2 separate regions of the Mus musculus genome follow, and region 1 is linked to region 2. A link is a loop called in an ENCODE intact Hi-C map of the cell type or tissue named here. Cell type or tissue: left cerebral cortex. All regions are shown on one strand. Each heading gives the region's core, and the rest is flanking DNA. Links, peaks and the distances in the headings are about the cores only.

The links. Hi-C counts contacts between places; a loop is a spot of excess contacts. Peaks named below come from ENCODE experiments on the same cell type or tissue, not always from the same donor. Only the 100,000 strongest peaks of a DNase experiment are listed, where the experiment ranks them.
Region 1: a loop joins it to region 2, with 2.2 times the contacts of the local background. A loop is called at or near these places in 4 of 42 quality-filtered maps.

Annotation. Positions count from the first base shown.
Region 1 is chr10:80,653,777-80,664,498 of GRCm38, reverse strand. Btbd2 (BTB (POZ) domain containing 2) reads left to right here and starts at 8,005. Exons shown (of 9, transcript NM_145361.3): 1 at 8,005-8,369. The coding sequence starts at 8,014. In left cerebral cortex, for the core only: CTCF peaks have their summits at 3,160 (motif pointing right) and 5,078 (motif pointing left); DNase peaks (open chromatin) are centred at 5,084, 5,455, 7,844, 8,237 and 1 more place; H3K4me3 peaks cover 2,028 bases; H3K27ac peaks cover 1,835 bases.
Region 2 is chr10:80,574,142-80,584,863 of GRCm38, reverse strand. It overlaps Klf16 (Kruppel-like factor 16), which reads left to right and starts at 7,568. Exons shown (of 2, transcript NM_078477.2): 1 at 7,568-8,117. The coding sequence starts at 7,664. It overlaps Gm26710 (predicted gene, 26710), which reads right to left and starts at 6,740. Exons shown (of 3, transcript NR_155863.1): 1 at 6,582-6,740; 2 at 5,789-5,917; 3 at 5,368-5,550. Abhd17a (abhydrolase domain containing 17A) reads left to right here. Exons shown (of 5, transcript NM_145421.2): 4 at 542-721; 5 at 801-1,215. The coding sequence ends at 1,026. In left cerebral cortex, for the core only: CTCF peaks have their summits at 3,071 (motif pointing right), 5,762 (motif pointing left), 6,280 (motif pointing left) and 8,416; DNase peaks (open chromatin) are centred at 7,385, 7,923, 8,312, 9,647 and 4 more places; H3K4me3 peaks cover 3,550 bases; H3K27ac peaks cover 4,303 bases.

The DNA.
Region 1 (10,722 bases), core at 1,110-9,109, 80 kb before region 2:
CAGTTTGATTTCCTGGCCTCCAGAAATCATCCGGTGACCTCCACACCCACATTCACTTTCAGCATTAAGTAAATGAAAATCATAAATGTTTTCTGCTGGGTGGTGGAAAGGGAAACAGGCCAGGCTGGTCTACAGTTAGACACTGTCTCAGAAAACAAATTAACACACATGGTGGCTCATGCCCAGCACTTGGGAGGCAGAGGCAGGCGGATTTCTGAGTTCTGGTCTACAGAGTGAGTTCCAGGACAGCCAGGACTACACAGAGTGACCCTGTCTCCAAAACAAAACAAAACAAAAACAATTTAACAACAACAACAAAAAAAAAAGGGTACATTGAGAAATTATTTGTGAGACTGAGGACTCTGAGTGGGGACCCCCAACACCCCTGTAGACTCAGGCGTGCTTGCCACACGTGCAGCATGCCAATGTTTCTAAGGCAGCTTGCAGATCAGCCAACCTGACACAGTATCAAATGACAAAGAGGTCCTGCCTGGAGCAAGGGGGAAGATAAGCAAGAACAACCAAGGTTGTTCTCTGATGTCCCCGGCACCTGCCTGAAATACACAAACATGTTCAAACGCCTGCACTGGTCAGTAAATAGATAAATGTCACATGACAGACCAAAGACACTCATAGTGCAATCAATGAGACAAACTGATATTTTAGGAGAGGTGACAAATGGTCATGACTGGCAACATGGTGTTCATGGAGGCCACCAGAGGAAGATTCTCCTGTGATGACTAAAACTGCTTCAGTGACAGAGGCTGTGGATGGAGATCAGAGTGGAAAGAGTAAGTAGGTAGTTAGGGAAGTGTTCTGGGGCTCAGAAAGGCTGAGGGCCCCAGGAAGAAAGTGGAGGGTGGAGTCTTGCAAGAAGAACTGAAAGGCAGGATGGTCTGTCGACAGTGCAAGTCACAGCCTGTAAATCACAAGCTTGTAGACCCAGTCTGCCTGCAGGCTTCAGGCAATGGGGGGTCATGGGAGTTAACAGCAGAGCTAATGAGCAGAGTATAATTAGTCTTCAGTCACCAAAAGGAAACTGGGGGCAGAAGGGACAGGAGTCTGGGGTTCTGGTGGTAATGAAGATCACAGGAGGGAGGGGTTCAGAGGCATCAGGCTGTAAGAGAGAAAGATAGATGGGAGAGAAGGCCCCCAGGGCTGCAGGTGGGGCTGCAGGGGCTTAAACAAAGGAACCAGGGGAAAGTAGATGCTGGAGACCAGTGGTGGTCACTCCTGACTCCATCTCTGAGGTACCCCCTAGTAAGCAAATATCCGGAGCTGGGGAGATAGTTCAACGGTTAGAGTACTGGCTACTCTTACAGAGGACCAAGGTTTTATTCTCAACACCCTCATGGTGGCACACAACCGTGTGTAAATCCAGGCTCGGGGGATCAGATGCCCTCGTCAGCCAAGTTGGGCACTGCACACAGACAAAAATGAAGGCAAAACATTTTAAAATTTTTAAATAGGATTGGAGGGGTGGCTCAGCAGTTAAGAGCAGTGGCTGCTCTTCCAGAGGTCCTGGGTTTAATTCCCAGCAACCACATGGTGGCTCGCAACCATCTGTAATGGGATCTAATGCCTGCTTCTGGTGTGTCTGAAGACAGCTACAGCACACACACACACAATTTTTTTTGTTGTTGTTGTTTTTTGTTTTTTCAAGACAGGGTTTCTCTGTGTAGCCCTGGCTGTCCTGGAACTCACTCTGTAGACCAGGCTGGCCTCGAACTCAGAAATCTGGCTGCCTCTGCCTCCCGAGTGCTGGGATTAAAGGCATGCGCCACCACGCCCAGCACACATAATCTTTTTAAAAATTTTAAACAAACAAGCAAAAGCCACTGGGCAGTGGTGGTGCACACCTTTAATCCCAGTACATAAGAGAGCTAGAGGAAAGGATATCTCTGTGAGGCCACACTGGACAGCTTGCCACAGGGACATGTCACCCAGCTCCAGGGCATCCACAGCCTCCTCCTGGCCTCCTCGTGTACATACGAATAAATAAGACATAAGTGTGCTTCTTAAAGGAGTCAGTGGAGAGTGCCTAGCAAGATGGCACAGTGGGCATTGGAGCTGACCCTGAGGCTCACATTCGGAGTTCAATTCTAGGGGTGTGGCTCAGCACCCAGCATGTGTGGCTCCACAAGTTGTCCTTTTATGTCATTGTCACATTTGTGTGTGGTCAGGAAGTGCTGCTTTAATCCCATATTTAAGAGGCAGAGGGGGCCTCTGAGTTCAAAGCTAGTCTGGTTTACAGAATGAGTTCCAGGGCAGGCAGGGCTATACTGAGAAACCCAGTCTTTATATAAATAAACAGATAGGCAGACAGGCAGACAGACAGACAGATATTTTCTTTTTTTTTTTTTTTTTTTTTTTTTTTTTAAGATTTATTTATTTATTATATGTAAGTACACTGTAGCTGTCTTCAGACACTCCAGAAGAGGGAGTCAGATCTTGTTACGGATGGTTGTGAGCCACCATGTGGTTGCTGGGATTTGAACTCTGGACCTTCGGAAGAGCAGTCGGGTGCTCTAACCCACTGAGCCATCTCACCAGCCCCAGACAGATATTTTCTAAAAAGAAAAATAAAGTCCCAGGCTGGCGTGATGGCTCAGTGGTTAAGAGCACTGACTGCTCTTCCAGAGGTCCTGAGTTCAATTCCCAGCAACCACATGGTGGCTCACAACCATCTGTAATGAGATCTGATGCCCTCTTCTGGTGTGTCTGAAGACAGCTACAGTGTACTTACATATAATAATAAATAAATAAATCAGAAAAAAAAAAAACCATGAAGAATCATGAAGACTACCTTAAAAAGAAAAGAAAAGAAGGAGAAAGAAAGAATCCCATGCCATGTCGCAACCAAACATTTCTAGGCACTGGCCCAGACCCCTCTCTTCTGGCAAGACAGAGGCTACTGGAGGGTCAGGAAGAGACATGAGTCTTCTTTTCAGTTCAAGCACCAATGCATGTCTCACTGAGGAGATTTCCTAGAGTCTCGGCCGTGCTTCTGGAATGTTCTGGAATATTCTAATGTCTGAGAGGCATGTGTGGGTGATCCAACTGGGCAATTCCCTGGCATGCAGAAGCTGGAGACCAGCAATAATATTTAACACCTGAGGGGCACAGATCACCTCAAGAACAACCAGCATAGCGTTCACATGGCACAAGGGGGCGCTGTAGCAGTTGGGGGAAGGGAGGAATCTAAAACAGAATGAGGCAGCTAAGGAAATGGGGGCCGGCAGCTCCAGCAGGGTCTCTCAGCTTGCATCCCTCAAGTCTCACCCTGGCCTTCCTGGTAACAGGCAGACATCACTATGCCTTGGCTGGAGAAAAAGTATTTTCTTTTCCAAAATCTTAATTTTAGTTGCTAGGCTCCTGGGGTTTAAGGTGACAACAGACAACACATGAGTTTGTAAGCTTTTGTTTGCAGTGTTAGAATATGCCGATGGCAGATGAAGACCTCACCTCTGAGCCATGGACTCACATCTCCCTTCGTGTCTTTCTATACTCTTTTTCACTTTATTGACTTTTTTAACATTATCGATTTTGAGCTGGGCAATGGAGGCACACGCCTTCAATCCCAGCACTTGGGAGGCAGAGGCAGGCAGATTTCTGAGTTCAAGGTCAGTCTGGTCTACAGAGTGAATTCCAGGACAGCCAGGGCTACACAGAGAAACCCTGTCTCAAAAAAACGAAATAACTAACTAACTAAATATTTTAAAAATATTGATTTTGAGCTAGAGAGATGGCTCAGCAGTGGCTGCTCTTCCAGAGCACCTGAGTTCAATTCCCAGCAACCACATGGTGGCTCTCAACCATCTGTAATGGGATCTGAGTCCCTCTGTGGTGTGTCTGAAGACAGCTACGATGTAAATAAGTAAAATCCTTAGAAAGAATTACTGATTTTTTCACTCCTTAATTTTATGTGCTTTGGTTGTTTGGCTTGGTGTCTGAGGAGGCCAGAGAAGAGTGGGGTCCCCTGGAGCTGGAGGAACAGGAGAGCCACCCATGGGTGCTTGGAGTTGAACCCAGGTTCTCTGCAAGAGCACCTGGGATCACACGATTTATTTATTTATTTATTTTGTTTTTTTGAGACAGGGTTTCTCTGTATAGTCCTGGCTGTCCTGGAACTCACTTTGTAGACCAGGCTGGCCTCAAATTCAGAAATCCTCCTGTCTCTGCCTCCCAAGTGCCGTCAGGCATGAATTTTTAAAAAGAAATGAAACAAGAATCTGGTACAGTGACAGTGCCTGTCAGTCCACCTGTGGGAGGTAGGACTAGGAGGATGTGGGTGTGGAGGTCATGTTGGCTGCATAGTGAATCCTTGGATTATTGGGGCTACCTGAGATTTTGGGGGGCTGGAGAGATGGCTCAGTGGTTAAGAACACCGACTGCTCTTCCAGAGGTCCTGAGTTCAAATCCCAGCAACCACATGGTGGCTCACAACCATCTGTAATGAGATCTGATGCCCTCTTCTGGTGTGTCTGAAGACAGCTACAGTGTACTTACATATAATAAATAAATAAATCTTTGGGCCAGAGTGAGCAAGGTCTGTGAGAGCAGGGCCTGAGTGAGAAGAAAAAAAATGATATAAGACTAATTGTTTTTCGGCCAGGTAGCGGTGGCACATACCTGTAATCCCAGCACTTGGGAGGCAGAAGCAGGCGGATTTCTGAGTTTGAGGTCAGCCTGGTCTACAGAGCGAGTTCCAGGACAGCCAGGACTGCACAGAGAAACCCTGTCTCGAAAACCAAAACCAAAACCAAAAGACTAATTGTTTTTCTAATTCTATTCTATCATGGATGTTTTGTTTTCTGTGTTAAATGAATGCATTAAAACGAATTCCACACTGATCGTGTAATTCTAACACAAAGAAGCTCTGCAGCTTCCGATCCGAATGCCTGCTCTGACTCTATACTGTCCTACTTGTAGAGTTGTACAGACTTCGTTCCGTCTGCTTAATTTTGGTATGTAAGGTTTTAATTTATTTGTAAGTATTTAAAATATATAATAAAGTTTATTTATAAAAAAGCAAAACTAAAACCCGGGAAAGCAGAGAGCACGTTGGTGTAGTGCTCCCTCTAGCGGCCATGAGTTGGGCTGATTACAGGATAGAAGAGAAGACTCTGGAATTCACAAACACCCTTTAAAGACGTTGGCAATGGCCTGGAGGAGGTGGTGGTCTTTAATTAAAGGCGTGCTGCCTGTAATCACAGCGCTAGGGAGGCAGAGGCAAGAGGATCTTTGAATTCCAGGCCAGCCTGGGCTACAGAGGTTGTTCAAGGACAGCCAGGGGGCTGTAAACCCTTGTCTCAAAAAAACAACGACGAAACAAACCAAAAAAAGTGGTGGGCAATGAAGCCTGAAATTCTGCCACATGGGAAAGTGAGAGGTTTGCTCTGAGCCTACAGAGAGACACCTTCTGTGAAAAGAGCAGAGGTATAATGATTCCTATTAGTGATGCACCTCAGGGGTGGAGCCCTGCCTAGAATCCCCCAATGAGGAGCGGATGTGGGGCATGGTCAGGGGTGGAGCTCTGGCTAGAATTTAGCTCTGCCTTGAGTTCCACACCCATCTCTTCCACAGATGATCAAAGTCTGCACCCTAAAAATAAGGAAGAAACACAAAGGTTCTTTAAAGGGAGGAGGAACGAGCATAAAAGGAATGTTCCGGGGTCACAGAATCAGGCTGCTGTTTGAAGTGGGCTAACGGCCTAGACATTTTCCTGCCCATGCATCCTGTGCTTTCTGTGGCCTATTACGTTTGTGTTTTTCTCTTTGAATACTGTCTTAAGAAGGTTACTTGTCCTAATGTCAGGTCTGTCTGTCCAATTGTTCAGTTTCAATCTGTGTTCACATATGGAGCATCTTGCCCGCCTCATGAAGTGGGGATTCTAGGTTTCCAAAGATGTCCCCCGGGATCGCAGGACCTCTGTGTGTGTGAGTGTGTGTGTGTGTGTGTGTGTGTGTGTGTGTGTGTGTGTGTTCATGCGCGTGCGTGTAACCCTCGCTGTCCTGGAGCTTGCTATGTAGACCAGGCTGACGTCATACTCACAGAGGTCTGCCTACGTCTCTGCCTGCAAGTGCTGGAACTAAAGGCATGTATCACCACACTCTGGGCAGAATTTACAAGCATGCATCTAATGCTGCCACCATGTGTGTACTAGGACATTCCGTTTACAATCCTTTCCTGTCCACTGCTAACTGGCTGTGAACCCCCTGACTGTCCCAGTGATCAAATCAGGCTTGTCATAAGCACTTCAAGAGCAAAGTCCCTAATGGCAGGTGTTTAAAGATGGCGGCCTAGGAGAGCTGCCTCAACTCCCAGCCTTTGGCTACAAATAACAGAAAAACAGAGCAGACTTGCCCAGAACAGTAAAGACATTTATTAGCTGTCAGGACAAAAGGCCCTGAGCTATTGCGGCTTGCAGGCAAGGCCTGATCCAGGCTGTTGAAATCTGTTTGGATGGTTTATCCTCGTGCTAGGATTCTTTCTTCACTTTTATTGGTCCCTCTGCTGAGCCTGTTTCCAGATGAGATTCGTGAGACTCAGGACTAAGCCAGTCAGTCCCTGTTAATTAACCTGTGGAAACAAAGCTTGCCCTCCTTCCTCTCTTCCCCTTCTGCCTCCCTGAGTAGCTTTGTCCACCTTTGAATTTGTGATCCTCCTGCCTCAGGCTCCCAGTGCTAGGATGGCAGGTGTTGCCCACCATGCCCAGATACATAGTAATTCCTGCCCCTCCTCCAGTCTCTCCTTCCTCAGGCCTGGCCTGTCCTCTCCTCCTCTTTGTACCTTACCCCTCACTCCACTTCTTTCCCTTTCTGGGTTCACAGTCTAGTTTGGGCTCTTTTTATTATGGTTATTATTATTATTATTATTATTATTTTTTTTTTTTTGAGACAGAGTTTCTCTGTGTAGGCTGTCCTGGAACTCACTCTGTAGACCAGACTGGCCTAGAGCTCAGAAATTCGCCTGCCTCTGCCTCCAAAGTGCTGGGATTAAAGGAGCGCGCCATCACTGCCCAGCTAGTTTGGGTTCTTAATGTCCTACAGCCTAAGGCAGAGCCGGGATTGGCTAGGTTCAGGGGCTCAGGAGCATTGTGTGGGTGGGATCAAGGGCCTGAGACCTCAACATCCTCACTTCCTTCTGTTCCTCTCCGTTTCTCCTAACCTTCCCGCATTCACCATCTTCAAAGGCCTGTCCTTCTTCCTTTTTCCCTCCATCCCTATTCCTCTGTCGGCTTCCATCTAGACCCTGTGGCCCCGCCCTCTAGCCCCGGGGTGCTCAGATGCACCACGCCCCTTCACCTCAAGTCTGGGCCTCTTTCCTCCACTGTGTGATCTCCTCCTCCTCCTCCCCTCCCCTCCCCTCCCCTCCCCATGCTGTCTTTCCTGCTTCTTTCCTCTGTCTGTCCTTTACCTCTCCATGCCTTCCCTGCCTCTCCTCATCCTTCTCCTCCTGCCCTTGCTCGAATCCAGGGATGGCCTGCGCCTCCATGGCCCGGACTACCTCCCCTACCTCCTGTCTCTGCTCCTCCCCCGTTACCACATCCTTCTCTTTCCTCCCATTCAACCCCTCCTGTTGCCCTCCTCTCTGTCCCAGTATCCATTTCTCCCTCTCATTTCTCTCGGTCCCTTTTTCCTCTGTTTCCCCTTCTCCTTCCTCCTCTGGCATTTCGGGGCCCTCCTCTTCCTTGTCTCACCAATCCTGGGCCTAGCCCTGCCACGCCCATCCTCCCTCCCCTCCTCTCTACGCTCACAATCGCTTCTCCATCTTCCTCTCCTCCCTCCCTCCCTCTCTCCCTCCCCGTTTCCCTTTCCAATCCATCCTCCTCCCTAGCCTTGCCCTTTCTTCCCCCTTCCCGTCCTCCCGTTGGCTCCTCCCTTTTTGTCTCCTCCCCTCGCCCCTCTCAGGTCTCGGCTCTCTTTAGCCCCGCCCCTCCCTTCCTCCTCTCAAACGCCCCGCCCCATGACCACGCCCTCCGTGGCTCCGCCCCCGCGCCGCAGCGACAAGATGGCGGCGGGCGGCAGCGGGCGCGCGTCTTGCCCGCCGGGGGTCGGGGCCGGCGCGGGCAGCCTGGGTCCCAGTGCTAACGCGGCCGCCGCCCCCAGCAACGCCGCTGCCTGCGCCCCGGTGCCTCCGCCGCCCCCGTCCCCGCCGCCTGGGCCCGGGACTGACGCGCAGGCCGTGGGCGACGAGCGCGACGACGCGGGCCCAGGCGCGCTGCTGCGCGAGCCCGTGTACAACTGGCAGGCCACCAAGCCCACGGTGCAGGAGCGCTTCGCCTTCCTCTTCAACAACGAGGTGCTGTGCGACGTGCACTTCCTGGTGGGCAAGGGGCTCAGCTCGCAGCGCGTCCCCGCGCACAGGTGGGCCGCCGGGACGCGCCCGGACCCTGCAACCCCAGACCCTGCATCCCCAGACCCTGAACCCCACCCAGACCCTGCACCCCAGGAACCAGCACCCTGAAACCCTGCGCCCTACCCGGGACCGTTCATCACAGACCATGCACTCCACCTGGACCCCGCACACTCTAAACCCCGTAGTCCACTCAGAGCCTGCACCCCCCCATTCTGTTCCCCCACCCGGATCCTGCACTTCACCTGGACCCCGCACCCCATGAACCAGCACCTTAGAACCCTGCACTCAAGACCTTGAACTCCACCCAAGACTGCACCTCAGACCTGCACCCCTATCCAGGCCCTGCATCCCAGGATCCTGCATCCCAAATCCTGCAGTCAGACCTTGCAGTCTGCTTGAACCCTTCATCCCAACCCTAATCCCAAGAGCCTGGACTGCACCCAGATTCTTTATTCCTAGATATTGCACCCCAGACCTTGCATCCTAGAACCCTGCACCCCAAGAATCTGCATTCCACCCAGGATCATGTACCTCAGACTCTACACCCCACCCAGACCTTTCACCACCCCTGGACCCTGAATCTGGAGCCTCAGGCTCTTACCTTAGGATTCCTGACCCCTTCACCTGAACCTGGTTCCCACAACCCCCTTCCCCCACAGTGTACTTCCTAAACATGGGAACCTGGAGGTTCTGTTGGGTCCTGCCTGCCTTGAACCTGGTTCTAGGGCCATTTCATTTTATCCTTAGGTTCTGCTCCGTTCTATCCTGGATCCTCTCTGCTCTCTGAATCCATTAGTCACCCCAACATTCCTCCAGCTTATCCAGTTCTAGGGCCCCCTCCGTCCCCACCCATGACCCCTTAGATCCCCTTCTTACCCCATGTTCACACCTCACACCATCTAACCTACTGGCCCCATCAGAGACCCTTGCCTCTTGTTCCTCCAGCACTGGGCTTCCAGCCTGTCTGAGCCATCACCCCCAGACCTCACCATGGCCACGATGAGTTGAGCTCTTTGGGAGTGGGCAAGGGTCTGGCACAGCCTCAGAAAGGATTGAGGCCTTTTGCGAGTTCTGTGCAAGCTGTGGTAGCGTGTACCGCCTGCCAGTGCGGTTCTTGGCACATGACCTTTATGACCATGTGGGGTAGCTTGTCCAGCTTGATGGCAGGAATGGGGAATGTGGACGTGGGTGTGTGTGTGTAGCCCTCTGGGAAAGAGAGAAGTGGTCTCTTGCTGGAGGGGCAGAGGTGAGGGGAAGTGTTGACTCAGAGGTCTCTCACTCAGGTGGGGGCCGGAGCAAGAAGAATGGGGATGTTGTAGCCCCTTTACAGCTTGTGGAGAGTTGGGGGGGGGGGGCTTCACAGGTGGTACGGTGGGCAGTGGAGGACTTGGCTTCCAAGTGGCTGAGGTTTCTTAGTGGTGCTGTGGAGGGTTGCTAAGGGGTCGGCTGCCTGACTTGTTGGAAGGCACCAGAAAGACCCTTCAGGTCCTTCCTTCTTCTGAGCTCTCTGGGCCTTAGTTTCCCTACCTGTGAACTGGACTCATTTAGATAACCCCATCTGGGACTGCTCGAATGTGTTGCCTCTGTATTGTGCTTGTAACAGTCTCTCAGGGTTCAACACAGACGAGTCAGAAGGTAGCTGTGGGGAAGGGCCATAACTCCCTGGGCCTGGCTGCCACCCACCAACCATGTAGCTCAGGGTTGACTGTCAGTGTAGAATCCAGGAGCAACGTGTGTGGTGACCCAGACATGAACTCAGTTACTTCTTGGCTGAGGCAGGAGGACTGCAAACTCTACATCAGTCTGGGTAGCCTAGGGAGATTCTGTCAGAGAAACTATAAAGACTCAGGTGTGGTGGCACAGGCCTTTAGTCCCAGCACTTGGGAAACAGAGGCAAGTGGATCTCTGTGAGTTCAAAACTAGCATGGCCAATAGCAAGTTCCAGAACAGCCAGGGATACTTAATGCCACCCTGTCTCAAAAACTAAAGAAAGAGGGCGGGTATGGGGGACTTTTGGGATAGCATTCTAAATGTAATTGAGGAAAATACGTAGTAATAAAAATATTTAAAAAAAAATTAAAGATTAAAGAAAGCTATACAAGGAAACTGAAGGCTGAGGGCATGGCTTGGGAACCCCCAGTGAATGGCTGAGTGCGGACACATGCCAATCTGGTTCAATGTCCAGCGCTGAAAAGTAAGATTGTTTTAAGGCAGCTGGAGAGTGGCTCTGTGCTGAAGAGGGTTTGCTGCTCTTGCTGAGGACCTTTGGATTCAGCTCTCAGCGGCCACATTGCATGCCTTAAAGCAGCTTGTAGCTCTGGTTCTCAGGGTTCTGAAACCTCTGGTCCCTGAGGGCACTTG
Region 2 (10,722 bases), core at 1,810-9,809:
CAGAGCTGATCAGCACAGGTGCAGTGTGGGTTGCCCCTAGGTGGTCCACTTCCTGCCTGGCATCAGGGGAGGCTCTTGTGGAGGCTTGTTTCAGACAGCGGTGGGGACTATGGCAGGGGCAGCACTAGGCAGCTCAGCCAGGGTAAGTCGCCGCACGGATCTGCTGGTCTGGGAACGGCAGGAGAGGCGTTAGGAATGAGCTGGCTGCACTGCCACATTGCAAGCTTCTAATTGGGCAGGAAGGACTCTGGGGACCTTAAACTGGGCCGAACATCCGGGGACACAGTTTCCTAAATTCCCAGAGACCCACACTGGTGGGGAGGCAGCACTGGGAAGAGACAGCCCTCTGCTCGTGGGTCAGAAGGGAACAGGAACTTTTGGTCTGGAATCTTAGGTCCAAAGTCTTCCACAGTCAGGCACTGTCACCCTGACCCCCACCCTGTGGGAGGGACTGAGGAAAAAGCCATGGAGCTACTGCTTGGCAGGGCTTTGGGAGTTGCTCATCTCCAGGCCTGCTGACCCTGCTCCTGTTGTCGCTCAGGTATGGCATCAGCCCAGACAGTATCATCCTGTATGGCCAGAGCATTGGCACTGTGCCCACAGTGGATCTGGCGTCACGCTACGAGTGTGCTGCAGTGGTTCTGCACTCGCCTCTCACCTCGGGCATGCGGGTGGCCTTCCCTGACACCAAGAAGACCTACTGCTTCGATGCTTTCCCTAAGTGAGCATGGGGGCGGAGCCTGGGAAAGGGCGGGGCATGAGAAAGGGTGGGGCTCCAGCCTGTGCATCTTTTCCCTCAGCATCGAGAAGGTGTCGAAGATCACGTCACCGGTGCTCATCATCCACGGCACAGAGGACGAGGTGATCGACTTCTCTCACGGGCTGGCACTGTATGAGCGCTGCCCAAAGGCTGTGGAGCCGCTGTGGGTGGAGGGCGCTGGGCACAATGACATTGAGCTGTACAGTCAATACCTGGAGCGCCTACGCCGCTTCATTTCCCAGGAGCTGCCCAGCCAACGCGCCTAGCCAAGCTGCAGGGACCTCAGCAGTACATGGGCCTCCTGCCGGGACTGCATGTGACCCGGAGCCCAGGACCCTGCCTGGCACCCCAGGGGCCATGAGCCATGTTCAGGCGTCAGAGGTCCCTCTTCTCTCCTCATGGAAGCAAAGAGAAGGAAAGAGGGAAACTAATTAAAGGATTAAGATTTTAGGGTTGCTTGGCTCCTTTGTGGCTCTAGTGCGCCTTCCTAGGGCTGGGAGATCGCTGAGACCAGCTGGCTATGGGGAATGTGAAGGAAAACCTCGGGTTGTCCCACCCAGGGCCTGCCCCCAGGACTGCAGGGCAGTCCCTACAGCGCACAAGGCTCCCACTCTGGATGCGAAGATTCCTGGTCCAAAGCCAGGACCAGGCCTTGCACTGTGTCACCTGGGAGCTGAAGGGGTCCCCCCAGACCTGCTGGCTCTATCTAGGCTCGTGTGCTCTGTGGAGTTGAGCCATGTGTTGTTTCCTCTAGCCACAGGGTCCCTAGGGTGAGGAAGGGCCTGTGTGGGAGATGAGCACCCTGAGCTGACTCGGGATGCATCACTTTAAGAGTGGGTGGTACATTTGGGCGAGTTAGAATACTTGGGGGTGTGGCTAAAGCCCTTGAAGAACAGAAGTGACACTGCTTTTTTTTTTTTTTTTAATTTATTTTATGTATTTTTTTTTTTTTTTTTTTTTTTTTTTTTGGTTTTTTCAAGACAGGGTTTCTCTGTAAAGCCCTGGCTGTCCTGGAACTCACTCTGTAGACCAGGCCGGCCGAAATCCACCTGCCTCTGCCTCCCGAGTGCTGGGATTAAAGGCATGCGCCATCACGACCAGCATTTTTATGTACATTGTTGATTTGAGTGCATATATGTCTGTGCTACGTGGGTGCTGGGAATTGAGCCTAGATTCTCTGGAAGAGCAGCCAGTCCTTTCAACCATTGACCCATCTCTCCAGCCCCCTGAAATTGGTGGTTTTGACTCCAGCACTAGTTAGTGCCTAAGCTGGCTCTCAAGTCCATGTTTCACCGCACGGGGACATTGTTAACCTAGAGTCTGCTTACTCTCTAGCCTCAGGACCTTTGCACAGGTTGCTCGGGTGCCCCACTAGAACCCTGTCTGTAGTCCCACAGCCTAGCTTGGCTCTTCTGCCACCTGCTGCAGGTTTCCCTACCCCAACACCCCCTTTTCTCATCCTGGTGGATGCCCACTGCTCCCACATATCCCCCGGGAATGCAGAACTGCAGAACTACTGTCCAGGGCTGTTTCCACTACGACCTTGGTACACATAGGCCCAGAATGTACTGGGTAAGGAGGGGCACGCCTCATTCTGAGCCAGTCATCCTACAATGGGGGAGAGGGCTATCAGTACTGAGGACGCACTCAGGTACAGAGGACCCTATATCAAAAATGTTAAAACAGTGTGTGCACAGAGTGTGTGTGTGTCGGGGGGATGGTGGTGCTGGGTCACAACGGCTCTCGATAAAATAGCAAGGCTGTGTTTGAGTACTTAGAAGAAAAGATGTGTTCTTCTGTCCTCCAACCAAGCTCAGCTGGTGCTTAGCACAAAGTCTGGTTTCCTGGGTGCTGGGGATGGAGAGCACTGCTTGCCCGCTCACTCCCTAAGCTGCAGCTGCAGTCCCCTGCTTACTCTGTGAGACAGGGTCTTGCTCTATAATTTGCTCTGATTCTGAACTTACTGTTGCCACACCTGGGGCTGCTGGGGACAGAACTTGGGGCACAGTGAATGGGGAGGAGCCCAGCCACCCATCCACAACCTGTGCTTTTTCTTTTTTCTCTTTTTGAGGCACACAGCTACCTCCTTTATCCTGGATATATAATATATATAATGGAGACCAGGACAAGCATGTTGGGGATGCTGGTCGCCTTTGGCTCTGAGGCAGCCATGTTGGACATTACATACATGCATACGTGGCTGACCTGCCCACTGACTGACTCAAGAGTTTGCTCTATTTTTTCTTTTCTTTTTTAAAAAATATTTATTATATGTAAGTACACTGTAGTTGTCTTCAGACACCCCAGAAGAGGGCGTCAGATCTCATCTCCCTCTGTCTCTGAGCCTGGCTGACTGACACTCACTATGTAGCCCAGGCCTCAAACCTCACCACTGCTGGAATGACAGCCATGAGCCAGCATATCAGCTACAGCAAGTTAAAAACAAAGTAAAAAGGTGAGCATGGTGGTGCACACCTTTAATCCCAACACGCAGGAGGTGGAGGCAGAGGCAAGAGGAGCCCTGTGAGTTCCAGGCCAGCCTGGTCTAGGGACCTAGAGAGTTCCAAGAGGGCCAGGGCTAAGCAGAGAAGCCCTGTGTTAAAAACACCCCAAGAAGAAACGACTGCAGGTCTTTCCTTTACAGACTAAACTTGCAATGAAGCCATCATCTTAAATTCAGGATAAGATCCTGTGACCTCCCTGTGGCTCTTCTGCTCTGAGACCCAGTGCTTGTGGCTTCCACAGCACAGCACAGCACCTCAGTCAGCAGCACCCACAGGTATCCGTGGCTCGCTGTCCTACAGTTGTTCCTTAGTGTCTTCCCCTAGGCTCCTCACACACAGCCCTTCACCAAATGCTATCTGTAGTACCCCCAAGGTTGGCTAAGGCTGTGGCCAGGCTGCTCTCCCCGACATGCTTTCATGCCCTACGTGTAGTGGTTTCCTAGTCCAATTCAGGGCCACAAGGTCCTGGGGTCACCTCATGTCCCCACACCCAACTTAACCTCCAGCCAAGGGACCTAGGATTCCAGGGATGTCAGGGCACCCAAAGGCTCGAGGGGACAGGATCAGGCCTGCCACAGATGTCTCAAACATGGACATAGTCGTTGATAGCTGGTAGGACTTTCCTGTCTTTGAGGACCAATGGACCCAGCTGAGAGTAACAAAGGCCAGGGACCAATGGTTGCCCAAGGTTCAGACTTCCCCAGAGCCCACCGTGTCCTTGGACACAGGTCTCTATGACACAGCTACCTCCCTTATCCTGGATATATATATAATAGGGACCAGGACAAACATGTTGGGATGCTGGCCACCTTTGGTTCTGAGGCACCCATGTTGGATATTATTGTACATACACGCAAAAGTGGCTGACCTGCTCACTGGCTCAGAGGTTGCTCTCTTTTTCTTTTCTTTTTTTTTTTTTTTTAATATTTATTTATTATATGTAAGTACACTGTAGCTGTCTTCAGACCCCAGAAGAGGGCATCAGATCTCATTACAGATCTCATTACAGATGGTTGTGAGCCACCATGTGGTTGCTGGTAATTGAACTCAGGACCTCTGCAAGAGCAGTCTCGGTGCTCTTAACCGCTGAGCCATCTCTTCAGCCCTGTTTTTTTCTTTTTCAAGACAAGGTTTCTGTGTAGGTTTGGCTGTCCTGGAACTCACTCTGTAGACCAGGCTGGCCTCAAACTTATACAGATCCCCCTGCCTCTGCCTCCCAAGTGCTGGGATCAAAGGCATGGCCATCACTGCCCTGCTCTGCAACTTTATAGCCAAGAATAATCTTGATCTCCCGATCTTCCTGCCTCCACCTCGGAGCACTAGGCATAAAGGTGTGGATGACATGCCCAGATAATCAAAAATAAAAACCAAAACCAAGAGCCCGGCGGTGTTGGCACACACCTTTAATCCCAGCACTCGGGAGGCAGAGGCAGGCGGATTTCTGAGTTCGAGGCCAGACTGGTCTACAAAGTGAGTTCCAGGACAACCAGTGCTATAGAGAAACCCTGTCTCGAAAAACCAAAAAAAAAAAAGAAAAAAAGAAAACAAACAAACAAAAAAATCCCCACAAAACATAGTCCTATGAAGCCTGGTTCAGCTTCCTGCTTGTGTTGGATGCTGCCCAGGTTCAAGCTAAATCTTAGGGTCACTGTCCCCAACAAAAAGCACTATGCCTGGCTGGCTTCAGCCACATGAGTTGGGAGCAACAGTGACATGGATGGGTCTGTAGTCTCTGTTCCACCGGACCCAAGTCTGTGGATGTCCCCAGGGCATAGGTCAAAACAGGCACACTTTAAGTCTCCAGGAAGTGACAGGTCTCTGGGATCTCTGACTTTTCTGAGACCCAAGTGCCTGCCAGGGGCTCTCTTAGGCCCCCTGCATCTTAGCCCCATCCTTCATATAGGAACCCAAAGTTCTCAACGTGGTCCTTAATAGTTCACCTTTGGGGGACTGGTGTGGTGGTCACATCTTTAATTCCAGCACGCGGAAGGCAGAGGCACGCTGAGTTTGAGACCAGAATAAATTCTAGGTCAGCCAGAGTTGTGTCAAAAAAAAGACCTGAAATTTGTGTAGCCAAATGTTGGGTGTCAGACCTGTCCCCATAACTCCCGTAGATCCTTTATGAAAATAAAAACAAAGGACAAACCAGAGCTCCCCCGTGGGACTAGCAAGGACCAAGTGTTTGAGCCCTAGGGATACCATCAGAAAGAGTGACTTACCAGTACTCCTGTTCTTGTGGGAGCAGGCTGGATATTTTCCCAGAGTCCTCAGCCTTGACTGTGCCATCTGTAAGGTAGGGCGACTGTTTTTAGGTCTCTCCTGGGTCAGATCAACAACCGATCCACCTCGTGTCTGGGGCTTGGGGTATGAGGCTAATATGCATGAACGGTAATGGGGGGCTGCTACATGCAATGGCAGGATTAGCTCACAGCCGGCTCTCACAGGCTTAAGCCCTTAGGACACAAATGTGCTTGGGGCATGCTAAGTGGCACCACCTGGTGGTTGTACAACCAACCTTACTTACCACTCTAGCTGCTGTTAGGCGGGGCATCATGAATCAATTCATCCTGATGGCTCCTCTCTTCAGGTGGCGGGAGGGAGGGCAAAAGATCCCTTCAGAAAGCCACAGAAGCTGGGTCAGGATCGCAGGGTTCTGGTTGTTGGAGGGCAAGCAATGGAAAGATGGGTAGGTGTGTACTTCTGAACAACGTGGACTTGTGTAACCTGTCCATTTCTGTCCAGCTAGATTTGTGCAGAGGTCCCCCAGAGTATTCAACCTCTGTCGTTGAGGGACACGGTGTCAACACAAAGTATAGTGGGGCCTAGAGAAACATGGCCAACTCGACGGCAGAGCACTGGAACCTGACCAAGTCAGCTTGGGGTGCAGGTGGGGAAGGTAGAGATGACACCCAGAGCAAGGACCTCTGCCACCGGTTAGCCTCTGCTGGGGAATAAACATGATGGAGCTCGGACCGACAGACTGCTGTCGGTTGGGGTGCTTCGCCCCCTGGAGGCTGCGCGGGCCACTGCATGGCCTCCGCAACCCGGCGGGAGTTAGGAAGGGGCGGGAGCCTGGTCTCCTACTTCCGCGCAACCGGCGCCTAGGGCCTGGGGCTTTTAGGGGACCATCATTTCACAACTTGGTCGATTATCCATGGAAGTTTCCAATCGCTCCATTAGTCAGCCTCAGTTTCCCTGTCCCAGTCTCAAAGGGCCAGTGAGGGAGGGACGAAACAACCAGAACTCCAGTGTCCCTAGCTTCGCATAGATGACCGAGCCAGACCTTCTTATTGCAGCCCTGTTCACTTTTGCCATACCGGTTATCCACAGGCCTAGTGATTCTCGAGTCCCGGTGCGCAAAGACGAACTCTACAAACTCGATCAGCTAGGCAGGGTAGTGGGTACCCTACGCTCTCAAGTTCGACCTCCGGGATATTTTGTCCCCAAGCCAAGAATGGCATTGGGGACCCAGAGATGGGGAGTCAGGATTGGTGGGTTATTGCCCTGCTTCAAGGCCAGGAAGGAGGGGGAGGGTCGCGCACGTGGCCCGGGGGCGGGGCAGCGCGCTTCCGCACCCCCACCCTGGCCACGTGCGGATCGCACTCCCCACCCCATCCCCCGACACACACACCGCGGACAGGGGCGCGTCCCAGTGCCTGAATGTGGAGTGGGAGGAGGGACGAGTTGGGGAGGGGAGAGTTCCCGGCGACTGCGCACCGGGCACAGCGTGGTGGGCGCGCCGGGAAGAGGATGGAGCGCGCGCCCGGAGGAGGCGTGGCGCGCACTGGGGGTAGGAGGCGGAGCATCCGAGGCTGGGGTGGGGTGTGTGGGCGTGTCGCGGGGGTGGGCGTAACTCTCAAAGCCTTGGGAGGTGACGATCCGGGAAGGGCACTGGTGAGGGTAGTGCGTACCAGGCCAGGGGAACGATTTCCCTCCGTTTGGCTTGTTCTTACGTGGAGAGGGCACAATCCAGGGATTTGGGGACCCCGGGTGCTCTGCTGGTACACGAGGGGAGGGGGGGTTTGAAGTGCGGGAGGACCGGCAGCTGGCAGTGTGAGCTCCGCCCATCAGCGGTGGCGCGCGACTCTCTGGAGGACCGAGGGCGCGGCAGGAGGGGGCGTGTCCGCGGTGGGGAGAGGGCGTGGCTACTGAGCCCCGAGGGGGCGTCCTCCAGGAGGGGCAGGCTGCGGCCGCCCCCGCGGGCTCCGGTGCGTCAGGGAGCGTCAGGCGGGGCGGGGCGGGACTGAGCGCGGGCGGCGGCGGCGCGCCGGGGCCTCCTCCTCCCTTCCCTCCTCCGCCTCCCGCACTCTAGCAGCCGCTGCCGGCCGGACGGGCGTAGGTCCCACCGCCTCCGCTTCTCTCCCGCCGCCGATTCCGTGTCTCCGCGTCCTTGCCCGGCATGTCGGCGGCCGTGGCGTGTGTGGATTACTTTGCCGCCGACGTGCTCATGGCCATCTCCTCGGGAGCCGTGGTGCATCGCGGACGACCCGGCCCCGAGGGCGCGGGCCCCGCTGCCGGTCTGGATGTGCGCGCCACGCGCCGCGAGGCCACGCCGCCGGGGACCCCTGGGGCACCGCCACCGCCAGCTACGGCTCCGGGGCCGGGAGGCGCCACCGCTGCGCCCCACCTGCTGGCCGCCAGCATCCTGGCCGATCTGAGAGGCGGGCCGGTAGTCGCCACCGCAGCCAGCACCGCGGGGGGCACCTCTCCGGTCTCCTCCTCCTCAGCCGCTTCGTCTCCCTCTTCGGGCCGCGCCCCCGGCGCCGCCAAAAGCCACCGCTGTCCCTTCCATGGCTGCGCCAAAGCCTATTACAAGTCTTCGCACCTCAAGTCACACCTGCGGACTCACACAGGTAAGCCCCTCGTATTTTACACAGGTGGGATGCAGGGAGTGCATTAGAGAGGTCTCGGGGACCCCGTTCCCCCATCTCACTTGGAACCCCGAAACTGCGTGGCGCGTGGGGGGCGGGGAGGGGGGCGCGCCCAGGCTTCAGCGGCCCGCCGGCCGGGAGGGCGGGGACGTGGTGGGTGGGGCGCGCGCGGGGAGGCGTGGCGGCCACGCGGTCGGGCGGCGCGCGGAGGGCGGCCCTGGTGGCCAAATCTCCCGCGATTGCAGGTTGTTCGGGATCTACCCCGGCATGGTGGGTCCACCACGCGCGATCACAGTCCTCAGCCCCCTACTCCTTCGTTTTCGCTTGGTATTCTTGTCCTGTTTTTCTGCGCTTCATGGTCTCGCCCTTGGTGGTCAGAACATCCGGTTCCGTAGTTCTTTCTCGGCCCTCCCCCAGCCTCAGTTTCCTTATCTGTGAAGAGGGTCGGTAGATCCGGGTTACGGCCTTCTGGGTAGCAGCGCGGATTCCCTCCGAAGGGCAGCGAAGACTCTCGCGCAGGGTTAGGTGGTAGCATAGCAGTGGTGAGGGGTGGCTGCCCGGAACATTTTTCTTTCCATTCTGTGTACTTTTAACATGGTGGAGCGAGGCCACGACCCGGACCTGGAGTTGGGGCTTGAATCTTCAATCCAGTGGGATTGAAATCCTCACCACAACTCTTCGCCTACGTTTTGTGTTGGCCCACTCCACACACCTGTGATGGGTCAGGTCAAGGTCCAAGATGGACAACGAGATTTAGCCACACCAGTGTTTCTGGGATGCCCAATCCCCCCGGATTGGATGGGGCAAACCTTTTGCTAGGTACTGGCCGCTTCCTGTCCAAGGGTCTATCCATGTTAGCTGGGATTTGCACTGGGATTTGACAATCTACCCCTTTAACAGCGGTGTAGTCAACAGCTCCAAGGCATCCCTGGGATAGGGCCCCCTGCTTGTTATCCCTCTATTTACTTGCTTTTGGTTCGCCATCTCCTGTCTATATAAGAGATAGAGGCTGCCTTACTGATACAGTTGATGTGGGCAGCAAGGCACCCAAAGAGGGCTTGATGGGGGTGGGGGTGGGTCTCCTAACATGGTCACACTGGGAGAGAGATTAGGACAGCCTCCATAGGTGTGTGGGTGGCCCCAGGCATGTTCAGGGCAGGTATGGGGGTGGAGGAGCCATCTTTGGATTCTACTGAGCCAGAGAGAGGGCATAGATGATGCCTCCTCTCACTGTGTTTTGAGCTGCTGGCTTGAGCCCCTGTGGTCTAGGGGCTACCCCCGTGTTGGTGCCCACATGTATGGGCAGCTCCATATCACCTGTGTATACACATTTCTCTCTACAGAACATTTGAGGGGGCCACACATGTAGCAAGGCTGTGTGTGTGTGTTGGGGGTTGGTTTGGGGGAAGGGAGAGAGAGAGTGGAGAAAGATGTCTCTCTTTGCCACAGACTGGAATCCAGGGTGTCCTGGCTCACACCAAGTGAATTTGGCCTTGCAGTGATGGGAGCCTGCTGAGCCAGGGACCCTGTCTTTCTGATTCAGACTGCACCACCCACACCTTCCAACCCAGCAGGCTTCCTAGTTCCCAGAACTTGAGGTCGATCACAGAGGAATCCAACGCCCTCCCCACCTGGAGACAGTTCTGTTACTCAAATGTCAAAGGCTGCAAGCCACCCCTAAGCTGGGAAGGGTGACCTGCCTTGCTAGAGAAATTGAGGCCTGAGAGCTGAAGTCTGGGGTCTAGGGATGACAGCAGGCAGGTCCACGAGGTGGGGTATGGAGTTCCACTCTACACTGGATCCTGAATCATCCTTGACCACCAGGACACACACGGGATACCGTGTCCCCAAACTCCCTTATTAACACCATTCATGGGATCAAGAGATTCATATTGGATCTGGGCACCTTTATGTCATTTTGGGGGTGTCTGGGGAGCACTGAATTTACATCCTGCCTTTTAGTTAATTTAAACGACTGTAGCCAGGGCAATCCTGGGACTTGCTCTGTAGACTAGGATAGCCTTGAACTCACAGATTGGCCTGCTTCTGCCTGTCCAGTACTGGGATTAAAGGTGTGTGCCACCAGGCCTCAATTTTTGAGACATGTTCTCACTCTGTAGCCCAAACTAACTTTGAAACTCAAGGTAAATCCTCCTGCTTCAGTCTTCTGCCTAGGGCTAAAGAGCCACAGCTGGCTTCCCCAGTCTCTTCTCTGTGCAGGGGATTTGGCTACTCCACCCTCAAGTGAAGGTGGCATACTGCTGACTTAGGAAGCCTGTGTGGTCACGTACACCTCAGGTCAGTAGGACTCATCTCTAGTATAGGGCCTGAGGTAGATCTGATCCCCTCCAGAGCCATGCCCTAAGGCTGTGGACTAGGAGAAAGAATCCTGTCTACCTACCCACTCATGCCTGACTACGACCTGGATCCGTTTAGTTCTCTGATGGAGGCACAGATAGCACCGGGTAGAGGGCACCTTGCAGCCCCGCTATGTCCACTTCATTGTACTTGGGGGTGCGGAGGAGAGCTGGTGGTGGGGGTTACAGGACACTCCCAGCAAAGGCTGTAAGCAGAGCTTGACACTCCA